2 separate regions of the Homo sapiens genome follow, and region 2 is linked to region 1. A link is an interaction called in ENCODE POLR2A ChIA-PET data of the cell type or tissue named here. Cell type or tissue: OCI-LY7. All regions are shown on one strand. Links, peaks and the distances in the headings refer to the core of each region. The heading gives the core; the rest is flanking DNA. Region 1 overlaps MIR3681HG (MIR3681 host gene). Region 2 has its middle 56 kb from the start of MIR4262.

Evidence for each region. ChIA-PET counts read pairs that join two places held together with the same protein. Peaks named below come from ENCODE experiments on the same cell type or tissue, not always from the same donor. Only the 100,000 strongest peaks of a DNase experiment are listed, where the experiment ranks them.
Region 2: POLR2A ChIA-PET joins it to region 1 with 7 read pairs; 2 of 35 experiments call an interaction of 5 or more read pairs at or near these places.

The regions. Positions count from the first base shown.
Region 1 is chr2:12,064,788-12,069,179 of GRCh38, forward strand. The region is part of intron 2 of MIR3681HG (MIR3681 host gene); the gene reads left to right. Among named protein-coding and RNA genes, the nearest start is that of MIR3681HG, 60 kb to the left of the region's middle. In OCI-LY7, for the core only: no CTCF peak of the experiment used is centred there; a DNase peak (open chromatin) is centred at 2,413.
Region 2 is chr2:11,890,337-11,894,728 of GRCh38, forward strand. No RefSeq gene overlaps it. Among named protein-coding and RNA genes, the nearest start is that of MIR4262, 56 kb to the left of the region's middle. In OCI-LY7, for the core only: no CTCF peak of the experiment used is centred there; no DNase peak of the experiment used is centred there.

The sequences.
Region 1 (4,392 bases), core at 133-4,132:
AAATAAAAATTTTTCCCTTTTTCCCATGGCCTCTCCCTCAATTTTTCATGGTATTTAAAAAAATTGTTGTTTAATGTTGTTCTAAGTGAGGAAAATGAAAACTTTAAATTATTAGCAATGTGTTTTATCTTCCATCTTTATAGTGTGCAATGCCAGTTTTAAGTGCAAATATGAGAGCATTTAACTAGCATGTGGAATTACCAAAATTATACAACTTTTATTCTACAGCCCATATACTAAAGTTCAAGGATGAAATCATTGAGAATTTCAAGCAGAGACCCCACAGCATTAAATCAAGCAGGAGGCCTTCTGCACACGGGCACTGTGGAATTGTGCAGGTTGCATGCCATGAAGCTAGGCCCGGACAGGCCCTTTGCTGACTGCCTTCCCACCCCCATATCATTTCTTCATCTCCTTGACAGTGTTCCTTTAAAATTAACTACCTGCATGTGACTCCTGCTCTCAGGGTCTGCTTTTTCCGGGGGAATCCACAGTATATCCCATCACTGTATTCACAGTATTGGCACAGGAAGATGGTAAGCAAAGGCTTCTAGATTTGAGCCTGGTGCTTTTGAAGAGACTATGGTAGCTACAGCTTGGGGTGATTGTCGAAGCCTCCCTGGAGAAGGCAGGGAGGAGATGTGTAGATAGGCGATTAGTTGGAGGAGAGTGGAGGGAAGTCTACGTATTGTGACTGAGTGCTATGAGCGAATCTGTAGGTAGGGACGTGGTAATGGCCCTCGAAGGTGCTCCAAGATAGCTTTCAAAGGCTGTCATGCACGTAATCACATGTGAAGCTCAGCAAACCAATGAGGTAGAAAGATAGATGGAATTATAGTCATTTTGCAGATGAAGGAACTCAACTTCAGATGTCTTAAATGCAAGGGAATACTGAAGCCTGCATGAGAAGCCAGTTCTTTTGATTCCAGAGCCGTTGACTTCTCACCACATCATATCCCTTCAGAACATCCAAAGATCAGAGAGCAGTGGGGCTTTAGGTCAGAAGAGCACGTTGGGGCCCCATGCTCATGCACATGCACAGCAAGAGTGGGTATTGCCTCCCTTGTTCTATATAAAAGATGACCCAAGGTCCTGGATTTAATATCCATTAAGACTCCTTTCTTCAAGAGAAGAAAAAACTGACTCTGGTCATTTTGGGTTAAAAGCATCTTTGCTGGTGCGGTGACTGGATGAATGTGGGAGGCCTCTGCCTTTATTTCTATCTCTGATTTTGCAAGGTGGGGGCCTGCTAGAAAATTATCTCAAGGTTGGAGGTAAGGAAGGTGAATTTAAGACACAGAAACAGGGTCGTAGGGTCATGGCTGTCAGCGATCCAGGGTATCCAAGTGTCTGGCCCATGGGCAGGGTCCCTGGAGGCATGGTGTTACATGGCCTGAAAATTTCATCTTGGAAACCTCTAAGCTTTCCTTACAACACCAATAAGAGAGGAATCAAATATGTTGTAAGCTACTTTGTTCTAAAACTTCTTCTCTTCATATTTTCTTAACTTCTGTAAAAATAAAATAACTGACATGACAGCCATTTGTGAAAATATAAGTCAACAAAATGGAATTTGTAAACTTGAAGTGGAGCAAATGTTTGGATTATCTTGTTTCAATTAAGAAGCTGTGCCTTTTGCCTTTCAAGAATAAGGGGACTCTGTTCTGTTCTGTATTTAGATGTATTATGCCCCAAGATTACCTTTAAAAGAGGCAGAAAATGGAAGGAAAGGGGATGGTAAGGAAGGAAAGGGCTGGGAGGAGAGGAGCAGTGCAGCTGAACAGCACACTTCCGAGTCATGGAGGCCTGAATTTGAATCCTGGTTCTGTATTCAGCAGCTGTGTGATAGTGGCTTTTACTTGACTTCCATGAGCTTCAGTTTCCTCCTCACTAGGATAAATATAATTATACCTACAAATTTGTTTTTGGGAATGATTAATGAATAATGTACATAATTTTTCCTGGTGCAGAAGGGACTGTTGGTAAAAAGTTATTAAATTAATGAATAAAAACTATTGAAATTATTATTTTTGATTTGCTGTGGACCACTCCTCAATTTTCAATGTACCTCTAAGAATCTATGGTTCCCTAAGATAGTTAGTGTCATTGTATGGTGGCCTCCAGGACCTAATTTTTCCAGCAGTTGACTTCATCTTCCTTGATTACGCTGGCCCTTATCACGGGAGTTGAGAGGGATCCCTCTTTCTTGCCTCCCTTTCTTCCCTCATTTATTCAAAAAAATGTACACTAGAATTTGACCATATTCCAGGCACTGAGTTAGGAGTAAAGGTAATGAGATAAGGAAGACTGAGTCTTGGCCATCTGAGAAGGTCACAGTCTTGTGGGACAGATGCAAAGGTGGGAGCCACAAATTCTGTTTGGGGGTGGGGAAGTGAGAGAGGAAGTGTGAGATGAAAGGTTTCCAGAAGAGAGGGTGCTTTCCTTGAAGACTTGAAGGACTTATATAGAGAGTCATGGTAGCACTCCAGGAAGAGGGAGCATGGCCCCAAATGTGACCGGGGACCTGCCTGATTTCACCACTGTGTATTCCAGGCCCTCTATCAATGACTTGCTGGATAAATGGATGCTGGGAATAACATTCCTGCAGGACGCCAAAACAGCACCGACAGACAGGCTGTTTTGAGCCTGTCTTATTGCTCATCACTCCCCAGTTGCATAGACAGAGGGTCTCCATCAGTGTCTCCTCCTGGGGCCTCTTGTCCTGGCCGTGAGCTGAGTGGTGGTGTTTGGGACAAGGCAGCTCTCTGTTCACCTCCTGCCAGCAGGTCTCGTCTGCAGCAGACTTTGGTTTACGTCCTTGTTATTTCAGTATGGAATCTTGGCTGCCCATCAACTCAGCAGACTGGCTGGGCCCCCCAGGCCTGTTTGGATAGAAAACTGGAAGTTGTCTTCCTTGAATGGTAGGATGTGAAGGATCTGAAGCTTCTTTCATAGCCAGATTCAGGGCCAGTTCATAGGCCTGTGGCCCACTGATCTCTGAGCAGAGGGAAGGGGCCCATAGTAGGATTCCAAGTCCAAGTTGGGTTCTTCGGAACTAAATGCACACACCATTACCAGCTCAACGTTACTCTGTGAATTCACAATTTAAAATTTCTGCACTCCAGTCCCTCACCGGCAGCACCTTAGTGCCATGGTGTAAAAAACGCACTATTTCTCAGCCCGGAGAAATCTGGGTTTGAGTTCCAGTTTTGTTGCTTAGTATTAGTGCCGAGGACTTGTATAGATCTCTTAAAATCTCTGTGCTTCAGTGACCATATTGCCAACACAAGGTAGGTGGGTATATTACATGGACAGTGGGACAGTGTGTTACATGCCTTTTTCTGTGTGACATATTGTCCATACTTCATGAGCAAAGGGAGTGTGTATAACAGTCGTCTAACGTCTTTCTGAACCTCAGCTTAATAACAGCAGAAAGTTTAATGATCCACTTTTTAATTTAAAGTTAGCTTCCTTTTTTTTTTTTTTTTTTTTTTTTTGAGACAGAGTCTCGCTCAGTCGCCCAGGCTGGAGTGCAGTGGCGCGATCTCGGCTCACTGCAAGCCCCGCCTCCCGGGTTCACACCATTCTCCTGCCTCAGCCTCCCGAATAGCTGGGACTACAGGCGCCCGCCACCACGCCCGGCTAATTTTTTTGTATTTTTCGTAGAGACGGGGTTTCACCGTGTTAGCCAGGATGATCTCGATCTCCTGACCTCGTGATCCGCCCGCCTCGGCCTCCCAAAGTGCTGGGATTACAGGCGTGAGCCACTGAGCCTGGTCTAAAGTTAGCTTTCTTGAAGCATAATTTATATACAGTAAATTTCTGCCTTTTTAGGCTTAGAGTTATGTGAGTTTTGAAAAAAACTGCATAGAACTTGTAACTACCATCGTAGTCAAGATACAGAACATTGCCATCAGCTAATGCATGCAGGGCTTGATACCTAGGTGATGGATTGATAGGTGCAGCACACCACCATGGCACAGGTTTCCCTGTGGAATAAAACTGTACATCCTGCACATATATCCCCGAACTTAAAAAAAAAAGAAATAAAGGCTGAAGGGAAGGGGGAAAAAAAATAACATCTCCATCATCCCTAACGTTTTCTGCTGCGTTGTGGTTCATACCTTTCCCCCACCCACAGCCCCTGGCAACCAGCAATCTGTTTTTGCCTTTTCTGGAATGTCATTCACATGAAATTACACAATGAGTAGTGGCTTGAGTCTGGCTTCTTTCACATAGTGTAATGCACTTGAGATTCACCCATGTCATTATATTTAGCAGAAGTTTCTTTTTATTATTCCATCGTGGTGGATGCATACTAGTTTGTTTCTCCATTCACCAGCTGATGGGCAGTTGAGTTGTTCCAAGTTCTGGGGACCATGAATAAAGTTG
Region 2 (4,392 bases), core at 319-4,318, 170 kb before region 1:
TAGCTTAGTTTGCATATACTTGAAAGAGATGGAACTGTGTGTCTTCTGTATGCATATACACACTCACTCCTCAGATTTTGCTCTAGGGCCAGCCCCTGATCCCCCTTCCAGGCTGTCTTGCTCCTCATGCATAAGATTTTCCTGCAGTTTTTAGTGATTGTGACCAAACAGGCAATTTGTATAGTCATCTGTCCCAGTGCGGGCCTTTGGAAATGTCTTGACTCTCTCCTCTTTCTCCTGTATTAGCTCCATTTTCTGCCTCTGGTTGTCTTCATGGGATTGTAGCCAAATGCTATCAATGTGACTTAGTGGAAGCATCTTTAGGCTCAACGCCAAAAAGCCTGGGTTGCAGTCTTGGCACTGCTGGCTATTTACCATTGATCTCATAGGGGCCTATGACTTATCCTCCCAGAACCTCAGTTTTCTCCCTGAGGAAAATGGGTTGCAAAATATTGATGTTGCCAGGTTGTTGTGAGGATTTGAAAAATGGAATATGTTGAAGTGAATAGCTCTGTTTCTGGGTGTTTCAGAGGAGTGGGTAACGCAATGTCAGAAGCAATGAAATCATTTCTTTGAATGGAATGAGAAGAGATCAGCCTCTTTCTTTCCTGACTTGTTTTAGTAAAGGGAGACAAGGATCACTGAGAGGAGTAGAAAGGGTGCCAGGCAGGGAGGTGGGCGTGTGGCTGTCACCCTGCCCTGCGAGTGACTCCTGGCGAGGCTGGTGAGAGCCTGGACGATGCTAGCTTTGTTTGTCCCTGAGAAGAGGTGGGTGGGGTTGAGGTCAAACCCTCACGGTGGAGTGTCAAGGGCTGAGTCTGAGTCCTGGCATTGCTACTCTTAGCTGTGTGAGCTTGGGGGATCCGCATAGCCTTTCTGGGCCTCATCTGCCTTAGCTACAGAATTGAAGGTGATGATAACAGTTCTCCTCTTCTTACAAAATAGCTGCAGGGATTAGATAAGAAAATGAATGTGAAAGTGATTTATCAAGTGTAAAGTGCTGTACAGATGGTGGTTTTTATTGTAGATGATCTCAATTATCCCTTTTAGTTCTAAAGATTTGTGATTCTAAATACAGTGGTGTGAGCAAGAGGCGCTTTTTTTTTTTTCCTCAAGCAGCAGAGAGATTTCCTCTGAGTTTCCAGCTCTTAATGTACAACCAAGGCACTGTGTCTTAGGAGGAAATGTCCCTCCTTGGGGGACTGTGCCTGCCACACAAGGATACTGGGGTGAGTCCTCATCTTGAACTGGAGGATTTAGAGTAGCAAGATATAATCAGACCTTTTGAGGTTTAAATTCAGTTTTCTTGAGTCAAATTAAGATTTTGCAAAACCCTTTTCTTTAAACCCAAAAGCTCCAAGAGAGCTTAGATGACTTCTTGGATACAAGATAGCCTCATGGGGAGGGAGCAGGGGGCCATTCTCATGAACAAAGTGCAAATGAATCTGGAGCAGATGGATTTGATTTGCCCATCATATGCACATTTAAGTATTGAGTAGAAAAAGTCTTGGAAATGTGGATTTGGTGTTTTCCTCCTCAACTCTAAACATTTATAAATAGATCAAGATGCACAGGGGAAGGCAGTTGCATTCTTACTGTGGTTGAGAGTGGCCCAGGGGAGCGGTCAGACCAGGGCTACTTTCAGGTCTCCTGCTGAGCTCTTTCTCCAGGTCCCTTTGTCTCTGGACAAGGGGTCTCATCTGCACAATTGGCTACCTAAGTTGGGACCTTTACTGCAAAGTGAAAATGCAGGTCTCCATATTCAAAAATTAAGAACTTCAAGACAGTGACAGCAGAGCCCTACAGCAAGTGAGGGGCCCCATGCAACTCACCGATGATGCAGTCATGAAGCTATCTCTGCTTATCTGCCTGGAACACGATTTCTCCTCTCCCTCCAGGTCACCTGCCATGCTTGGCTTTGCTGCTTCCTTCTCACAGAACCTTCCTTGACTCTCCAGGAGAACAAGGTGCCCCTCCACTGTGCTCCTATAGCATCCTTTTCTCACCTCCATTATTGTACCGATTGACTATAATTGACTGTGTGTATTCATTTATTCACCCAACAAACCATTAATGCCTACAGTCTCATTAATGTTTGTTGACAGTACATATTTGACAATATTCGACAATGCAAATCAGTACATATTTGACAATGCAAATCAAGTCAAATATTGTTGAAAATGTTCAATGAGTTTATCAAAATGGGGTGAATGGGCACTGGGCCAAGTGCTGGCAAACACATTCTGGGAGTCTAAAGGAGTGAACCTAACTCTGGCCCTGGACAGTCTAGAAAAGTTTTCTTTAGGAGGTAATGCTTGAGTTGAGGCTTGAAGGATGAGTGATTGCAAAAAGAAAGTTAGAAGGACATGAACCAACAAGAGCAAAAGATATGGAAGTAAGGATTAGCTTGGTATATGCAGGGTTGATGGTACACGGAGTTTGAGGCAGTGTCTGAAGTTAAGTGGGGCTGGAGCAGTAGGTAGGTATTAAGTTACTGAGGCCCATGTTAAGCCACACAGCTTGCTTTGCCTCATCTGGGAAGTCACTGAAAGTTATCAGCTGAGGAGTAGATAGACTTGCATCTTACGTTAACCACTCTGGTTGCCATGGGGATAACAGATCAATGCACATGGAAGCAATAAGACAAATTAAGAAGTAATTCCAAGAAATAATGGTGACTTCAAATAAAATAGGTAATGGAAAAAAATGGTCCAGGCGCGGTGGCTCATGCCTGTAATCCCAGCACTCTGGGAGGCTGAGACTGGTGGATTGCTTGAGTTCAGAAGTTTGAGACCAGCCTGGGCAACATGGCAAAATCCTATCTACACGAAAAAACAAAACAAAAACAAAGTTAGCCAGGTGTGGTGGTGCATGCCTGTAGTCCCAGCTACACATAGGAGGCTGAGGTAGGAGGATCGCTTGAGCCCAGGAGGTCAAGGCTGCAGTGAGCCATGATCATGTCACTGTACTCCAGCCTAGGTGACAGAATAAGACTCTCTCAAAAAACCCAAACCAAATAACAAGAACAAGTACAACAAAATCCCTCCAAAATGTATAGATTTAAGAGATGGTTAGGGTGTAGGCTAGCAAGATTGATGGGATGTGGTACCCAAAGGAGGGGAAGAATTTAAAGAGGAATTCTTGTTTCTTACATGAGTAACTTGGTTTATTGTTGTAATTCAAACTGAGAAAGACACTAGAAGGCTGTTTTTGAGGGGCAGATGAAGGAGATAGTGGAAATAAATTTTTGATTTGGACAATTTGAGTCTGAGGCTCCATTGGGTGCCTGTGTGAAAATTTGCACCAGGCAGTGCCCCCTATAGTGTGAAGCTATGGGGAGAGCCAGTCTGAAGCCACAGATTTCAAAGCATGAGTATGTAGGTGGCAGTCCAGCCGCCCCATTTGATAAACTTATTGAGCATTTTCAACAATATTTGACTTGATTTGCATTGTCTTTGGCCATACGTTATTTAAAATAATAAATTATAAAAGCCATGTTGATGGGGATGGGACAGGAAGCAATGAGTTGGGTAAATGGCAGGTGAGGAAGTATAAATAAGATCAGACAATTATTTCAGAAACTTGGATAGGAGGGAAAGTCATGGAATGGTGGGCTAAGGAGGGATTTGGATTCAAGGAGGTGATCTTCAGATGTTTGTTTCCTGTGGCTGCTGCAACAAATTGCAACAAATGTGGTGGCCTTAAACAACACAAATTTATTCTTACAGATATGGAGGGCTTAGGCCCTAAAATCAAGGCATCAGTATGGCTGCATTCTTTGTGACAGCTCTCAGGGAAGAATCCATTTTCTTTCCCTTTTCAGCTACCGGAGGCAGCCTGCATTTCTTAGCCCGTGGTTCCTTCCTTGTGTCCCTCCCACCTCTGCTTCTGTCATCACGTCTTTTCTGACTTGGACCATCCTGCCTCCCTCTTATCAGGATCCTTATGATTACACTGGAGCCTACCTGGTTAATCCAGATAAATCTCCCTGATATGGTTTGGCTGTGTCCCCACCCAAATCTCATCTTGAATTGTAGCTCCCATAATTCCCATGTGTTGTGGGAGGGACATGGTGGGATATAATTGAGTCATGGGGGTGGTTCCCCCATACTGTTCTTGTGGTAGTGAATAAGTCTCACGAGATCTGATGGTTTTATAAGGGGTTTCCCCTTTTGCTTGGTTCTCATTCTCTCTTGTCTGCCACCATGTAAGACGTGCCTTTCACCTTCTGCCATGATTGTGAGGCCTCCCCAGCCATGTGGAACTGTGAGTCCATTAAACCTCTTTTTCTTTATAAATTGCCCAGTCTCAGGTATGTCTTTATCAGCAGCATGAAAACAGACTAATACACTCCCCATCTCACCAATTTCCTAATTTAATCCCATCTGCAAA